Linked DNA regions of Homo sapiens: region 1 is linked to region 2. A link is a loop called in an ENCODE intact Hi-C map of the cell type or tissue named here. Cell type or tissue: dorsolateral prefrontal cortex. All regions are shown on one strand.

Region 1 (8,000 bases), 120 kb after region 2:
ATCCACAGGGACATAAAGTTAACTGTTGTTATTATGAAAGTTTGTCACCTCCCTACAAACACATCTTGACTGTTATTTAGATTGTGTTAATGTGTGGTGTTATTATAATAAAGCCCTTATTACCACACTTATTGTGGTTGTTAAACAGTCATTAGCAACCATGAAACTGGGAAAATACACTGAGCTGCGTTGCCCATGAGCTATCACGGTTAATAATGAAGAAAACAGATCAAGAGCTCTGGGATCCTCTACAAGAAGATGCCCACTTTCCCGAAATTTCAAGAGAGACGACTGTCAGAAACGTACTAACCCAACACAAGCATGATGAGGAACCCAAATTCTGGAAAGTGCCTTTGGCCATGCTTGAACTTGATCTGTAATGCTCTCCTGTGCCGTCCGTCTTCCCGTGAGAATCCAGCCCCGAGCCCCAGCCACACAAGACCTCAGTCTCCCTGAGGCCCGAGGTGCATGCAGTGATGACTGCCTAGGACCGCCTCAGTGCCTGGAACGGTTTCTCAGGCACAATTCTCACCTATTTTTGCATTTCCCACATCATGTATGTTGGAAGAATCTTGAATACACAAAAGCTACCAGTTTTAAAAACAACTGACAGTGTTTTAAAACTTAGGCTCTATTATTATTCAGGTGTGGCAGGGCAACAGGTCAGGAGACAACTGTCAGCGAAAAGAGAGTTTGTTACTCACAGATCCCAAGAGAGGGGGCCAAGCCCTGGGGACCACTCAGGGATGCACTGAGCCTGTCTGGAGGCAGAGGGGTGCAGGAACGTGTGGGCAGGGGCCTTTCACGTGGCTTCCAGGGAAGGAACAGGTGAGCCAGGGTGAGCCTGCATGGGACTGGTTGGTAAGGGCAGTTCCCGTGGGCCCTGCTGCACAGGGGGTTGCCCTCGCTGGCTGGTACTGGGCCCTGGGAGGATTAGGGCAGGAGGATGTGGCCCAGAGCGTGAGAGTCCATAAAGGAGGTGGTGGGGGTGGGCTCTGGTTTGCATTTGAAAAGTGCACTCCTGGGTGAGTTGCCTGCTGTGTCTGGGAATTAGAAACCCTGGGGGAGCAGCCTCTCCAGGGCCAGCAAGCCTCCCCCTGCTCCCCACCAATGTCAAAGCATCAGATGCGGAAAATGACAAGGCCTGGTTAGTGTAGACAGGTAGAGGTCCCTTTCCCAGTCCTCAGGCTGGTGTGCTGCACCCTCCCAATGCCATGTTTGACCATTGTGGTCTCAGGGAAGGGCTCTGAGATGGGTGCCCAGGGCGGCGGGTTCAGGCCCTGCCCTGTCGCTCACTCGTCACAGGGTGAACTTGGGTCAGGAATCTCAACTCTCGGCCTCAGCCTCCTCATGTGTGCAATGAAGGGGTTGGGCTCTGTGATTTCAATGACCCCTTCCAGCTTCCAGATTCCACGAGCCCCTCCTCGTAACCTGGAACACAGAAAATCTATAATCCTGTGCTTGTCAAGGAGCCCAGACCCAGGGCCACTGAATTCCAACAAATGTATGATTCCTCAGCCAAAGCCGTGAAGGGTGGCTTGGAGGTTTGCATCCACGCATACTTCTAGGTGGCCTCAGATGGCCCCTGGGGTAAAGGCAGATCTTCCAAGGGCAGCTTGCTGGTCTCTGCAGTGTGGATTCCCAGTAGGAGTGCTTTCTCTGCTTTCCGTTTTAGCCTTACCGCCCCAGCCTACAACCCCGGGCATGGCAAAAACCTTATGAAGAGATGCATTGGGCCTCCTAGATGCATTCTGTTCAGGGTGTTCACTCCTTTATACGGTGAACTCTCCAGGAGAACCAGCAGGAGATGTTTCTTACAGGGCTCGGAACAGAAAGAGATGTGTTTACCTACACAACTGGGGTTTATTTATTTATTTATTTATTTTGCTTGTTTTGTTTTTATGTTTCCAGTCTGCCCTGCTGCGCTCCACTCCTTGAGAATCCAGCAATCTCAGAATCACACCCAGGCCCACCTTCCGCAGGGCTGGGGGTCCTTTCGACACGCACCATGGCTGCTGCGCTCCGGCCCAGCTTCCTACCTCCTCCTTTCCTTCACCTAAACAAACGCACTTATGGATTAGCTTAGCCTTGTATGGAATATAGGTAAGTTTACTGACATCTTTCGGACGTAAGACGGGGTGTCGGTAAGGAAATACCCCCACTGATGTGACTTTATTTAAATCAGAGCAAACAACTGCATGAGAAGCTGATGTCAAGATGTAACGGACTCAGGGCTGAGCTGGGTAAGGAGCTGGAATTCACACTTAGAGACCTGTCTGTGCTTGTCACGTGTGGATAAGCCACTTGTTTTCTTTATGCTCAGTTTTCTTAATTCCAAAAGTTGAAGTAAACAACTTTCATTCACATTATATAATTATTTAAAATAATATTATTTCAGGAGTAATTTCAAAATAAAATATAAATATTCCTTAAAATTATATTCTGTGGCCGAGGCGGGTGGATCATGAGGTCAGGAGATGGAGACCATCCTGGCTAACACGGTGAAACCCTGTCTCTACTAAAAATACAAAAAATTAGCCAGGCGTGGTGGCAGGAGCCTGTAGTCCCAGCTACTCGGGAGGGTGAGGCAGGAGAATGGCGTGAACCCAGGAGGCAGAGCTTGCAGTGAGCCGAGATCGCACCACTGCACTCCAGCCTGGGCAACAGAGCGAGACTCCGTCTCAAAAAAAAACCAAAAACAAAATGTGCACACAGTTGGAAAGTCACAGATTTTCTTTCAAAATAATGTCATACCCATGGGTCTGTCAGTGATTTCTAGAACACTGTATTTCATATTTTTTCTTTTTAAAAAGAATTACATGAGTTACACTTAACAGCAATTTCTCAACAGATTGTAGGAGCAATTAGCATGACCTGGTTTGGATCCTAATCTGATGCACTCTGATTACATATGATTATAAACACGTTTGGGTTAACTCACTTAAAAATGGGCAATCTCGGCTGGGTGTGGCGGCTCACACCTGTAATCCCACCTCTTTGGGAGGCCAAGGTGGGTGGATCACCTGAGGTCAGGAGTTCGAGACCAACCTGACCAACATGGAGAAACCCCATCTCTACTAAAATACAAAATTAGCCAGGCATGGTGGCGCATGCCTGTAATCCCAGCTACTTAGGGGGCTGAGGCAGGAGAACTGCTTGAACCCGGGAGGCGGAGGTTGTGGTGAGCCGAGATGGCGCCATTGCACTCCAGCCTAGGCAACAACAGCGAAACTCCGTCTCAAAAAATAAAATAAAATAAAAATAAATAGTAAAATAAAATGGGCAACCTCAAGGGTGGGAGGAATGAGGAGTGTTTAATGGGAACAGAGCTTCAGTTTGGGATGATGAAAACGTCGCGGAGATGGCGGTGGTGGTGGCTGCCCAATGTGAATATACTTAATGCCGCTGAACTGTGCACTTAAAAATGGTTAAAACTGAAAAATCTTACGCACATTTCACCATCACATAAAAAAAAGCAGAAACAATTTTTTAAAGGGCAAACTGCTAGCTCTTGAAGAGTTGGTTCTCTTCACCCAAAACTTTACCTTTTAGTAACAGTAAAAATAAACGTCAGCTTTGTCATATTTTCTCCCCTTTGCTTCTGCACTTGCAGAAAAATTACGGACACCCTTCCCCTCAGTTGTGAAAATACACTTGGGAACAGAAACATTAAGTTTTCTTGGGCTCAAACACACCCTCAAACACAAGATAAATTAAAAACAAGGCAAACTTCAGCCAGACATGAGGACCTGCTCTTGGCACCGCTCCGAGACCTGTGTTCATGATCTGTGAGATTCCACTCCGCCCAGAAAACAGCTTGCCCCTGGCCGCCCAAGCTCTGTCACACCCGTGATTTCCCAGCAGTAAATAAAAACTGCCAAGCTCCCTGGGACCCCCATTTCCTGCGAGCCCTCCCTTACCTTTCTGAGGAACAGTCTCTGCAGCTTCTTGTGTGGCAGCCTGATCATCATGATGCACTCCCCAGGTCCCGGGGGCCGGGCTCCCCTTGCCGTCCAGCCATTCTGCCAGGGCAGCCGCCACTCCTTTTATCACCTTGTGGGCTGCTGCGCCCGTCCTCGTCACCAGGCAGCCACCCCGCACACCTCCTCTTCCCTCCCCTCACCCCTCTCCAGGCAGCCACAGATTCCCAAGCCGGGAGTCCTGCCCCTCACAGGCACCAGCTGTGAGTTGAAAAAACTCTGGCTGCAGACAAAACCCCCGCTTTGCAAACTCAGAAGCAAAGGAGAGAAGCTGAGAAAACCTCAGCCCCGAGGCTGGCCTTCTCCTCTGATGAGAATGCGAAGTTACTCATGCTGCTCCGAATCCCAGCAGGCTGGAACACAACATCTGGCAGAAGCCGGCAAAGCAGAAGCGTCACTTAGAGGCAATCAAATGTCAGAAACCATCAAAGACACTCTGAGGGGCAGGCCTGAGGTCCTCCTCAACGCACACCTGCCCCCACTTGCCCACAGCCAGGCTGGCAACGTGCCTTAGCAGTGCATGAAAAGACACTTCGGTCCTTCTCTGTGTCATTTAAACTGAAAGGAGGAGGCAGGCGTAGGAGGAAGGTGAATGAAAATGGTTGCTTATTTCTTTAGGTGGCGCTGGGTCAGTGAATGCACACCAAGGGTGCGAGGATGTCATCACCCTGTATTACCCCTCCAGATGATGCCTCCGCCCCAGAGACACAGGCACGTGCACATGCATGCACGTTCTCTCTACAAGCTTTTCCCGGGCTAACTCGGAATATGTCCTCTCTGGCTAACATAAACATTTGCTTTGTTTTCCTGATCAAAACTGAATTCCCATGTTTCCAGAACATCAGCCCCTTTCTTGCTTTCACTTGCCATGGAGCCCTGCCTTGGTTCTGCCAGAAGCGTCCAGGGCTCCGTGTGATTGGCAGCTGCTGAGTACAGGCGGCAGGTTCAGAGTCAGACCCAGGACACTGGCGGAGTTTCCTTTGTTTACTGGTATAGCTTCTTGTTAATACATAAATAGCTTTCTCCTCTGAAAACCTACAGATGCAACAGAAGAGACCTACCAACTGACAATCGCCTTCGAGGTGACAGACAATAGAGGCCACGGCTAAGGATGCAGGTGTGGAAATAAACAGATATAAAAACACAGGACTTGAAAAGAAGGAAGCAAAGGCAAAGAGGAAATTTAAGACTGAAATGGACAGAAATGACCTTGATTTAGGGTAGTGCATTGCTAAAAGACGGGGCCCTGTCCATCCCTTCCTTACTCCAAGACATTGAGATAAAGAATATTTCCTTCCCAATCAGACAGAAATAGTTGAAGTGCAATCGTCCTTTCTCCAGTGGTTGCTATTTCAGGAAATGGGTTCTACCAAAACAACTTTTCACCCATTTCGTGGCTTCCAGAGCACACATGGCGTATGTTCTTTCCCTTGAATGCAGAGCTGATTAAAACTCATTTATCCAGGTCAATGTTGCATTCGTGTGTGTGTGTGTGTGCACATGTGTGTGCCTGTGTGTGCAGGTCTGCGTCTACACAGATACATACATACTTCAGGTAAATAACAACTGAAAGGAGCTTTGGTCAGTCCTTCAGAGGGACTTTCTAAGGGATCATTTTTATTAACCCTACTTTCCACTATGGGAACTTTATTAAGAACCTATAATGTAACATTTTTAGAAACACATGCCATACATCTGCCATTATATACACATTTTTTTCTATTCTGGAGCCGTTGGCAAATATTACTTCTAAGCAGAACGGTCACACTTCTGAGCTGTTACTTTGAGAATAGAGCACGGTTTGTTCACAGGCCAAGTTATGGCAACAGAAGAAAATGCCTCTGTCTTCCAAAATTTCTCAATTACCTTTTGCTACTTTTGCTGGCCCAAAATAATAACACGGGGAGATTAATAGAAAATAAGGCTCTTTCTAGTCTCACGAAATTTCGTCTCTGTGATTTTATGTGAGTCTCAGCACTGCTGGTGTGTTTCAGCCTTGACTTCTCTCTGTGAAATCATCAGGAGCTTTAAAACAATCCCAGTTCTATTTCTTTTCTCCAAAATGAATCCACATCCACATTTCACCTCTTTGAAAATGCTGGATCTTAAAATATATGTGCAGCCTTTCACAGAAATAGGCACTCCTGCTTCCTGGAAACACACTGCTGGCGTCTTCTCATACCGTCTACCGCTGGCTGCAGCCTCAGCTCCTGCGGAAGACACAGCCGCAGCCGAGTCCGTATCCTCGCCCAGCGGTCAACGCAGCGCCGTTCCCACCATTGTACAGAGAGGTTTGTGCTTGGTGAAGCCCTACTGCAGGGGATTTCTGAGTGTCGAAGGAGGACAATATAAAATATTTTCCTGAAAACTTAACTCTGTGGTCCTTCACAAATACTTTGTTTTAATTTTAAAATATGTAGTATTCAGGCTTGATTGAGATTTAGAAATTTTTACTAAATTTTTGTTTGAGGGTGTGGTGTTGGGGCCCTGGTATTGTTTCAAATACACAGGAATAAAAACGGAAGGTTTCTTTTGGCTATCTGTAACCTATTCATTCGGTTGGCAAAGATGCGTAGCTCATGTAGGGCAATGTTCCCAGCTTAGGCAAATCAGGGGCACCTGGGGAATGGCGATTTGGAGAGAGGAAGGTGGGCTCATTCTGGTGAACAAATATTTCCTTAGGTAATTTTGCACACAGAGTAAAAGTGAAAGGCTTCTTAAGAAATTGTGTTTACAATTGTATAAACATCTTCTTTCGAGGATATATTGAGCTGGTCTAATCTCCAAAGGAAAAATACCCAAGTCAAGCAAAGCAATTGAACTACATCGAAGATGAACTCACCAAAGCGATCTACTGAATGTCAAAGTGATAAGATCATCGCACAGAGTATGTGGGCACCGCCCCCACCCCCATCGCGGTCTGGTTTGAGACTGTGAGGACTCCAGGTTGATTCTATCGCTCCTGGCAACAGGAAACTAGCATAGGTTAGATCAGTGCAAGCCACGGAAAGCTTGAAAATGGCTCGGCCAAAAATGCTCATCTTTCCTGCACCACATATTTTGCTGGAATCGCTTGAAATAGCCTGCTCACTGGCAATCCCTCTTCCCATTTCCAACCTGATGGCAACGTGCATGGATACTGAGTTGGGGAAAGAAGAATCGGATGGGGGAAATGGAGGCACAAAGGGTCCGAATAATCCTCACCTACAGTCATTTGGGTTTTGGTATCTGTATTTACAGTTATCCTAAATACAATTCAATCCAAACTTCCATAAGAATTAAAAGGAAATTTTCCAGGACTTGGTACTTTTGAAAGTGCATTAGCAAAATAAATCAGGCCTTTGGTCTCTGGCTAAATGGTGGTCATGTGAGAGCTAGTGGGTTTGCAATGGAAACCCTTCATTCTTAATGGCATTTAATTGCAGGTGGATGTGAGTTTGCGAACTGAATGTTGTCGTGGTGATGATGGCAAGAAATTGCCTTTTATTCATTTCTGAGACCGAGTCTTGCTCTGTTGCCCAGGCTGGAGTGCAGTGGTGCGATCTCGGCTCACTGCAACCTCCGCCTCCCGGGTTCAAGCAATTGTTGTATTTTAGCCTCTTAAGTAGCCACCGCACCCGGCTAAATTTTGTATTTTTTGTAGAGACAGGATTTCACCATGTTGCCCGGGCTGGTCTCGAACTCCTGACCTCAAGTGATCTGCCCGCCTCAGCCTCCCAAAGTGCTGGGATTACAGGCATGAGCCACCACACCTGGCTGCCTTTTATTTTATGCCATGGGGAAATCATCATAACAATCTTGGCTTACTCATCTACCAAATACATTTTTAAAGACATTATTTTGAAAACATCTCTGGCTAATTGGTGAAAAGCAGCTATTACTGTGTATTGGCTATGGCTTTAAAAGCATTGCTATTGTTGACAGGTGAGCATCCACCTTCCAGCAGCAGAACCAAAACGCTCACACAATTCAGCCCAAAGAATAAACAACCACGACACAGCGGAAAGCATCTGTTTCGTG
Region 2 (8,000 bases):
AAATGACAGAAATAAAGCTCTAATGGTGAAGTACCAGGAAATGGAATTTACATTTGAAACCAGAGGGCCTGGTTTCTGAGTAGTCAGGAGAGGCAGGTGGAAACCCACAGGCCAGTTGTACTTGACCCTTATTGACTGGCTTACATTTAGGAAGAAAAACCACATTGGGTTTCAAGCTGTGGAAACCATCATGGTTGGCTTCCTCCCTCCCCGCTGGAGCCCTCATCCCCCATCCAACCTGGGTAGGAAGGCACAGGGCTCACAGAAGGTGGGCTTCACCTGCAACACCTCCCCCGCCAGCCCGCTGTGAGGACAGCTTTGGATTTTATTGGTTTTTAAATACTATGTTCCTTCATACCACTTTCTTTTGAAACCCATTTATAAACCATAGGGCCAGAATCTACAGAGAGGCTGATCAAATAACTTTCCTGGTAACACAGATTTTTTTTCGTCCCTCTGCCTGGGGCACTCTGGTGCCTTCCATGGTGTCAGCGGAGCACGGCTGGAGTCATGACTCCCAAACAGCGAGAAGGGAGGGCCCTGCCTCAGTGAGCCCTTTTTCTCTTTGAGACAGTGGAACCCAAGAGATAGATGCGAACACACAGAGCAGTCATAGACACAGCGGAGCAGAGACAGACCAGAGAGAGGCTGCGCGGCAAACGGAGCCCAGACAGGTGGCACCTCAGGGCAGCACCAGTATCAGCTAAGGTGTAAATGCCTCGAAAAGACCTAAATCAAACACCACATGAGAGAGATGAAATTCAGACAGAGAGGCGGTGGGGACAGCGCTCCTCTCCGCACATTTCCAGGATACTAACTCCAGCTGCCATGCGGTGCCTTCAACCTCCAGGACCTGTCTGCCTCATAGCTGAAGCTTTGTACCCTTTGAGCAACATCGCCCTTCCCCACCCCCAGCCCTGGGGAGTTTTTAGACTCCACAGATAAGTGAGATCATGGACATTTGTCTCCCCATGTCTGGCTTATTCCACTTAGTATGATGTCCCCAGGCCCACCTGTGTTGCCCGCAGGTAGCTATGTGAGATGATGGGTGTGTTCATTAGCTTGATTGTGGGAACCCTTACATGAGGTATACCTACAGCAAACACCATGGGGTGTCCCTTAAATTATGCAACTTTTGGCTGCACGGGGTAGCTCACGCCTATAATCCCAGCACTTTGGGAGGCTGAGGTGGGCAGATCACCTGAGATCAGGAGTTCGAGACCAGCCTGACCAACATGGAGAAACCCCTTCTCTACTAAAAATACAAAATTAGCCGGGCATGGTGGCGCATGCCTGTAATCCCAGCTACTCGGGAGGCTAAGGCAGGAGCATCCCTTGAACCTGGGAGGCAGAGTTGCAGTGAGTGGAGATCATACCATTGCACTCCAGCCTGGGCAACAAGAGCGAAACTCCATCTCAAAAAAAAAAAAAAAATTTCTTTGTCAATTATACCTCAACAAAGCTGGAGAAAATAAAAAGAATGAATGAGGAAGGACATACAGAAATCAACAGCAACAACACAGAGGAGAAAGACCAGAAGACAGACACAAAGACCAGGAGACCAAGAAGGAACTTAACCCAAAGGAAAGGAAACTGGGAGCCCGAGCTTAGTGAGGGAGGAGAAAGCAGGGACAGACAGCGCAACTCAGGAACAGGGTCGGGGAGAGGCAGAGGCACACTGAGCGGTGTGGGGAGGCCAGAGGACAACGTGGACTCAACATGGGCGTGAAATACCTCGGGGCCGGGCGCAGGGGCTCATGCCTGCAATCCCAGCATTTCGGGAGGCCGAGATGGGCAGATCACTTGAGCCCAGGAGTTCAAGGCCAACTTGGGCAATATGGCAAAACCCATGTTTTCTCTACTAAAAAATACAAAAATTAGTTGGATGTGGTGGTGTGTGCCTGTGGTCCCAGCTACTTGGGAGGCTGAAGTGGGACGATCACTTGAACCTGGGAGGCGGAGACGGCAGTGAGCTGAGATCGTGCCACTGCACTCCAGCCTGGGTAACAGAGTGAGAGCCCATCTCAAAAACACCAAAAACCAAAAAACAACCTCAGAGGAGATTGCCTAAGTCCACAGAGCAAGAAAGGAAATTGGGGCAGAGTAAAGGGGTGAGTTTCTTCTTCTACCTCTGGCCAGTGTGTAAGGATGGGATGCTCAGAGCTAGCAGTACTTTGGGCCCATGAGGTCATGCTAAGCATGGCACAGCAGAAAACTGGAAACATTTTGGATCCTTGATAACACTGTTGAGTTACTGCATTAACCAAGTCTGCAGCCAAACCGCTTTGAGGCTTACTTCTGTGGAAAATAAATCTTCTCGTTGAGCTGAGTTTTCTGTCATTAGCAGCCAAAGGAATCCTAACTGATATACTGAGCAAGGCATTCGTTATTCACTCGGTTAATCCAGACTTAAATCTAGTTACTAAATCTAAATTTTTATAAAAGTTACTTACAGATTATTTAATAGTCATAATATTTGTAAAACATTATGGTAGAAAATGCTGTGAGATTATAATTACAGTTATAATTATAGGATGGAAGAATTACTTGTTTGAATTTATTCACGTATCATGCATTTCATGATCTCTTCCTCTGTACTCAGCACTGTGCCCTCTCACAAGATCATCACGGGCTAGTGACAAATGATCAGATACAAAAATATACTATGAGTCAGCGGAACGTGCCACGCTTTAAGGCAGACAAACATGCAGCTGGCCCATGGGGAGGGAGGAAGGACTAGAGGGACACGGGGACGGTTTTTCAAACCAGGCAAGTGGAGACGAGAGCAGAAAGAAAGAGCAGCTTGCGCAAAGGCCCTGGGGTGAGTGACACTGTGTGGGCAGAGTGTGGGCTCAGGGCGTGGGGTCAGGCAGAGGGAATGACGTTTGTTCTCAGCTTAACAAAGAGGCCACTGAAACGTGAAGCCAAGGACGACAGGGACACACTTGCATTTGAGAAAGTTCTCCTGGCAGCAGGGTGCACAGCAGAGGAAGCAGATTCGGGGAGGTGCCCCTGTGACAGTCTTGTGGGGCAGGACAGTGTCCTCATGAAGAGCAAACCGCAGTGGCCACAGTGATGGAGAGCAAGAGGCCGAGGTGGGCAGTAACACTGGGAGCAGAACTTGCCGCAGACCCACGGGCTGAGGGGAAGGAAATGGGGCCGGACGTTTCCAGGATAAGTCCTTGCGTCCACAGGCGCCACCTCTGAGTTGCTCCTCCCCCTTCCTCATCCCTCCATTTTACCACCTCGAAATCAAAATCGAAATCGAAATCGCTGAGCTTTTACACAGTTCACTCAGATGCTTCCCTGTAAATCCATGACTTGCAAAACTGTCAGGTTTTATTCCAACATGACCACAAACATGGAAAAACAAAGACATGTGTAAATTATGTGAGATGAGAAAATAACACATAACTCTAAAAAGGGAATTTCATTTGCAAATGTTTTTTGAGGCAGAATCTCACTCTGTCCCCCAGGCTGGAGTGCAGTGGTGTGAACTCAGCTCACTGCAACCTCCTCCTCCTGTGATTGTTGAGTCGCTGGGGCTACAGGTGTGCGCCACCTTGCCCAGCTAATTTTTGTACTTTTAGTAGAGATGGGGTTTTGCCATGTTGACCAGGCTGGTCTCGAATTCCTGACCTCAAGTGGTCCGCCCACCTCAGCCTCCCAAAGTGCTGGGGTTACAGGTGTGAGCCACTACACTCAGTGTTCATTTGCAGATTTTTTTAGTGTTTGGTATAGTTTCACACCATAAATACCTCACATCCTTAAAAATCCACAGGAAAAAAACTAATATTCAAGAACTAGAACAATTTTTTAAAATATGAGGAAAATGAGACCATAATTTTTAAATTATAATAATTTTAAAAAGACTTGTGATAACGGAGAGCCAACGGTAGTACGTGAAAGTGACCGTGTGGGGCATACTTGGTTGTATTCATGTTTGTGACTCACTAATTATCAATCACTTCTCTCCCACGTACACCTTGGCATGAATGAGTTAGAGAACCACGGCAGGAGCCCAGTGTCATTCATCAACCCAGGTCCTCTGCGCATCTACTGTGCCTGCTGCTGTGGGCTGTGCTGAGGCTGGGATCTGAGGGGCTGGGCACAGCAGGGACTCCTGCCCTGACGGGCACTGCAGTCTCTGGGGTAGCACAGACAAGCCAGGGTGCGTTCACTCCCAGGCAGGAAGGGCTTTAGAGGGGAGAGAAAGCCCTACGGGAGCCCCCAGAGGAGCCCTTAGTCTCGCAGATGACTGCTACATTCACAGGCTATGATGAGCAAGCGCCAGCCAGATACACAGGGACAGACAAGGGTGTTCCGTCAGGGAAGCTCAGGCTAAAGGCCAGTGAGAGCATGGTCCTGAGGAGGTTCATTTGGCTGCTGTGTGAGGGTGTGTTGGAGTGGGGACAGGGCAGAAGAGGGGTGCTAGGTCACATGGTAGAGAGCCCCATGGAGTTTACCCCAGAAGAGGAGGAAGAGCCCGGGAGGCTTTGGCAGGAGGATGCCATGAGCATCACCTGGGTGTGTCTGCAGAAGGACGTTCAACTCTGAGCCTGCCCACCTACTGCGCTCACCCCAGGACAAGCCACCATCCCCACCCTGGGGAGAAGGCTGCATCCACCCCAGGAGGGTGACCTGGGTGTGTCCGGTAAAGGGTGTCTTAAGTCTGACCCTGCTCGTCTTCTGCGTCCACTCCAGGACAAGCCACCAACCCTACTCTAGACCAGGGTGGTCACCTGCTAGCTTGGCCGCCCATGGCCATTCCACATAAATCCAAATCCAATCATCCACTTCTCTGCTTATAACTCTTCCAGGCTTCTTACTTTCTTGCCAGTAAAGTATAATAAAACCCAAACTCCTCGTTCTGCCTACACTGACTCTGCTACAAAGACCCTGGGTCTCACCACCTACCGCCCATCCCGCCCTGCCCCACCCTGCTCCTGGGCTCCACCAGCCTGGCCTTCCCTTCATTCTTGGAACCGCCAAGGCCGTCCCACCTCCAGCCTTGGGTTCTGGCTCCTTCCTCTGCCTGGGCCCCTGTTCCAGCTCGCTCTCAAGCTTTGGCTTCCAGCTTGAATCAGTACCTCCCTGCAGAGGCCTTTCTGGATAGCCTATCTCGGACAGGCTTGAATCAGCGCCTCCCTGCAGAGGCCTTTCTGGATAGCCTATCTCAGACAGGCTTGAATCAGCACCTCCCTGCAGAGGCCTTTCTGGATAGCCTATCTCAGACAGGGCCTCTCTCCACTACTCTCTAGAACACCTCATGCTCATTTTCTTTACAAAACTTCTGATAATATGTGATTCTTCTTCCTTTTCTCCTCCTCCACATATTTCTCCTCCTCCTCCTCCTTCTCCTCTTCCTCTTCCTCCTTCTCCTTCATCCTTTTCACCTTTTAAATGCTTGTCTCCAGTAATCACAATATAAGGCCCTAAAGGACAGGAACTTTAACATCCCAGAGGCTGCTGTGACACAGAGCCCAGCTCACAGTAGGCACTCCGTGGATATCTGCTGCCCTTGTTGAATAAAGACATTGGGGAACGAGGCCAGGAGAAGCAGGGTGTGGCCGAAGGGAAGTGGATGAACTCCAGGGTTAAATTTAGAACAAACAGGATTTCAGGATTGATCATTTGAAAGGAAAGTTTCTACCAACTCCCTGAGATACACTAAGTTTGAAAATTTCAAGGACAAATAGCTATAGGCCAATTTTTAAAAAAAAGTGCTGAGAGGCTGTTCCAAAACCCTGACACTGCTCCGGTCTCTGAGAACACAGGATGGCCTGGAGAGTAAAGGAGGGGAGCATGCAGGGGAGGAAATTCGGCAGCATCTGTGCTGAGCACCCTTCCTCTCCACCACCTAAAGGGCTGGGGAGGTGCCGCCTCTGTTGTTGTAGCCCAGGCAGGATGACTTTGTGGGGCCCCTTGGGGAGTGCTGATATGCTAGGACCAGGTGGCTTAGGTCTGGCTTCCACTGGGACCATCTGGAGGGGAACGCGAGGAGGACAGAGAGGCTGTGTGGTGGCTGACCCTGTCCGCGCAAGGCTTGTTGGCCAAGGACACACGAGTGCTTCCTACAGGCCGGGCCTGGGCCAAGGAGGGGCCATGCGAAGTCCTCAGAGACCCTGCCTGGAGTGAAGCCAACAGGGACCTCCAGGAGAGAAGGGTCAGGCTGGGGAAGAGAGGAGATCAGTCGAAGCCCATTCTCTCCCCTCCTCTTCCTCATTCCTGGCTCTGGCCCTGAGAGGAACAATGAGCCGAGAGGAACAATGAGCAGGTGCCAGGTCGGGGGAGAGGGTGGTAGGGGACACACAAGGTGGAGAGTAGGAGAGCCAGCAAGCTCAGACTGCAGGCTGCCTGCGCAGGTCTCTGAAAGGGACCCATCCTGAAGACCGGAAATACTAACCAAGCGCTCAGAACTTAAAGTCAGTGTGGGCTGTCTGTTGTCCAAGAGTGGGAAGAAAAGCTGTGGAAAGTGATAGGGTCCTCACTGGAGAAGGGGGCGTTTGTCCCACTGGTGGACATTGAAATGTGTGTTTTGACCCAATCTCAAGCCAGGTTTGTTCAAGTCAATGAGGTGAGGAAGCAGAGGCAGGAACCAAGAAGCGGGTTCAGATTTGCAGCATAAGACCCCGTGTCTCAGCCGTGGGGGCCGCAGGGGACAGAGCCCACTCCCCAAAGTGGGGATCCAGCAGGGCGCTGCACTTGGCCTGAGGGCGGGGCTGAGGGAGGACCCCATAACCCCCTGGATGAGGAATCGTGGTTGAACACTGGCGCTAAGCAGGGGGCCGGGAGCGTGGGAAATCCTCTGGGAGTTTGTGGCCACAGCCAGCCTTCGCCCAGGGGCACGGCCTCGGTTCACCGCCTGTGTGAAAACAGCAGCACCAACTCCGGCTGACAATTTAAAGTGGTCTTGAGTTGTTGTTGCCCTAGGTGCCTATCAGAAACAATCACAAATGCTTTCTAGAGGAATCTGCATTAGAGCCAGGCTTCAAAGAAATCCCTCAGACACAGCTCCAAGGAGCGCAAGCTCGCAATCACTGTGCGCAAAATCCACAAGACCGCTGAAGTCAGGAGCACAGCCCGAAAGCCAGCCAGCCGCAGACTCGGCTGTGAGCAGGCTCCAGCCACTGGACCCTCCAGGAGAGAGCAGTGAATGTCAGATTTGATAAGCTTAAGGAGATAAAAGCAAGATATGAAAATGCCATTAAAGACAAGAGACTCAAAGTGACCAAGCAGATAAAAAAATGAACAACGTCGCTCTTGAAATGGAAAGACATGAATTACATATAGCTGAGCACGTGTACCATTTATTAAAGAGCAAATTAGATGTAGCTGGAGACAGGCGAAAGACGGATCTAAAAACGACCGCGGTAAGCAGGAGCCTGTGATGGACTGTACACTGGGAAGTAAAATATCTTGAATTAAATTTCTACCCGCTGTTCAGATCCTATGACCTGACTTTGGCTGAAATTCTGAGTCTCTAGAACAGTGGTTCTGGGGCGGTAGAGGATGGGTCCCAGGGGACGTCTGGCAGTGTTAGAGACATTTTTGATTGTCACAGCTGGGTGGGGCTACCGGCATCTCGTGGGTTGAGGCCGGGCACTGCTGAACCCTCTACAGTGTACAGGACAGGCTCATTACCAAGACGTGTCCATCAAAAATGTCAGTAGTTTCTGTTCCTTCTGCTCAGTTTGTTTGAGAACCTAAAATGGCTCTTAAAAAATAAAGTCTATTTTTAAAAATGTTGATGGTGAGGTTGAAAAAGCTCACTTTAGGATGAAGAGGGAGGAAGAAGAGGGAAAAAACCCTGTTCTCACCAGGTCGTCACCTATGCAAACAGCAATTTCATGCAGTTAAACCAATATGTGGAAGGGCTTTATAAATCATAAGGTGCTCAATGGAGTTATTCGTAGAAATCCTAGAGTTTCACACAGAAAATTAATGAAATGGCTGGGAAGGCAGTCGACTCCCAAATATGAGAATTTGTATCTGAAAAC

What was found. A loop is a pair of places that touch in the nucleus more often than their neighbours do. Peaks named below come from ENCODE experiments on the same cell type or tissue, not always from the same donor. Only the 100,000 strongest peaks of a DNase experiment are listed, where the experiment ranks them.
Region 1: a loop joins it to region 2, with 2.1 times the contacts of the local background. A loop is called at or near these places in 6 of 110 quality-filtered maps.

Annotation. Positions count from the first base shown.
Region 1 is chr6:166,753,607-166,761,606 of GRCh38, forward strand. It overlaps a transcript of RPS6KA2 not described here. Among named protein-coding and RNA genes, the nearest start is that of RPS6KA2, 130 kb to the left of the region's middle. In dorsolateral prefrontal cortex, no CTCF peak of the experiment used is centred here; a DNase peak (open chromatin) is centred at 4,318; H3K4me3 peaks cover 1,512 bases; H3K27ac peaks cover 1,003 bases.
Region 2 is chr6:166,631,194-166,639,193 of GRCh38, forward strand. LOC107986671 (a long non-coding RNA gene) reads left to right here and starts at 2,439. Exons shown (of 3, transcript XR_001744466.2): 1 at 2,439-2,821. It also overlaps a transcript of RPS6KA2 not described here. In dorsolateral prefrontal cortex, no CTCF peak of the experiment used is centred here; no DNase peak of the experiment used is centred here.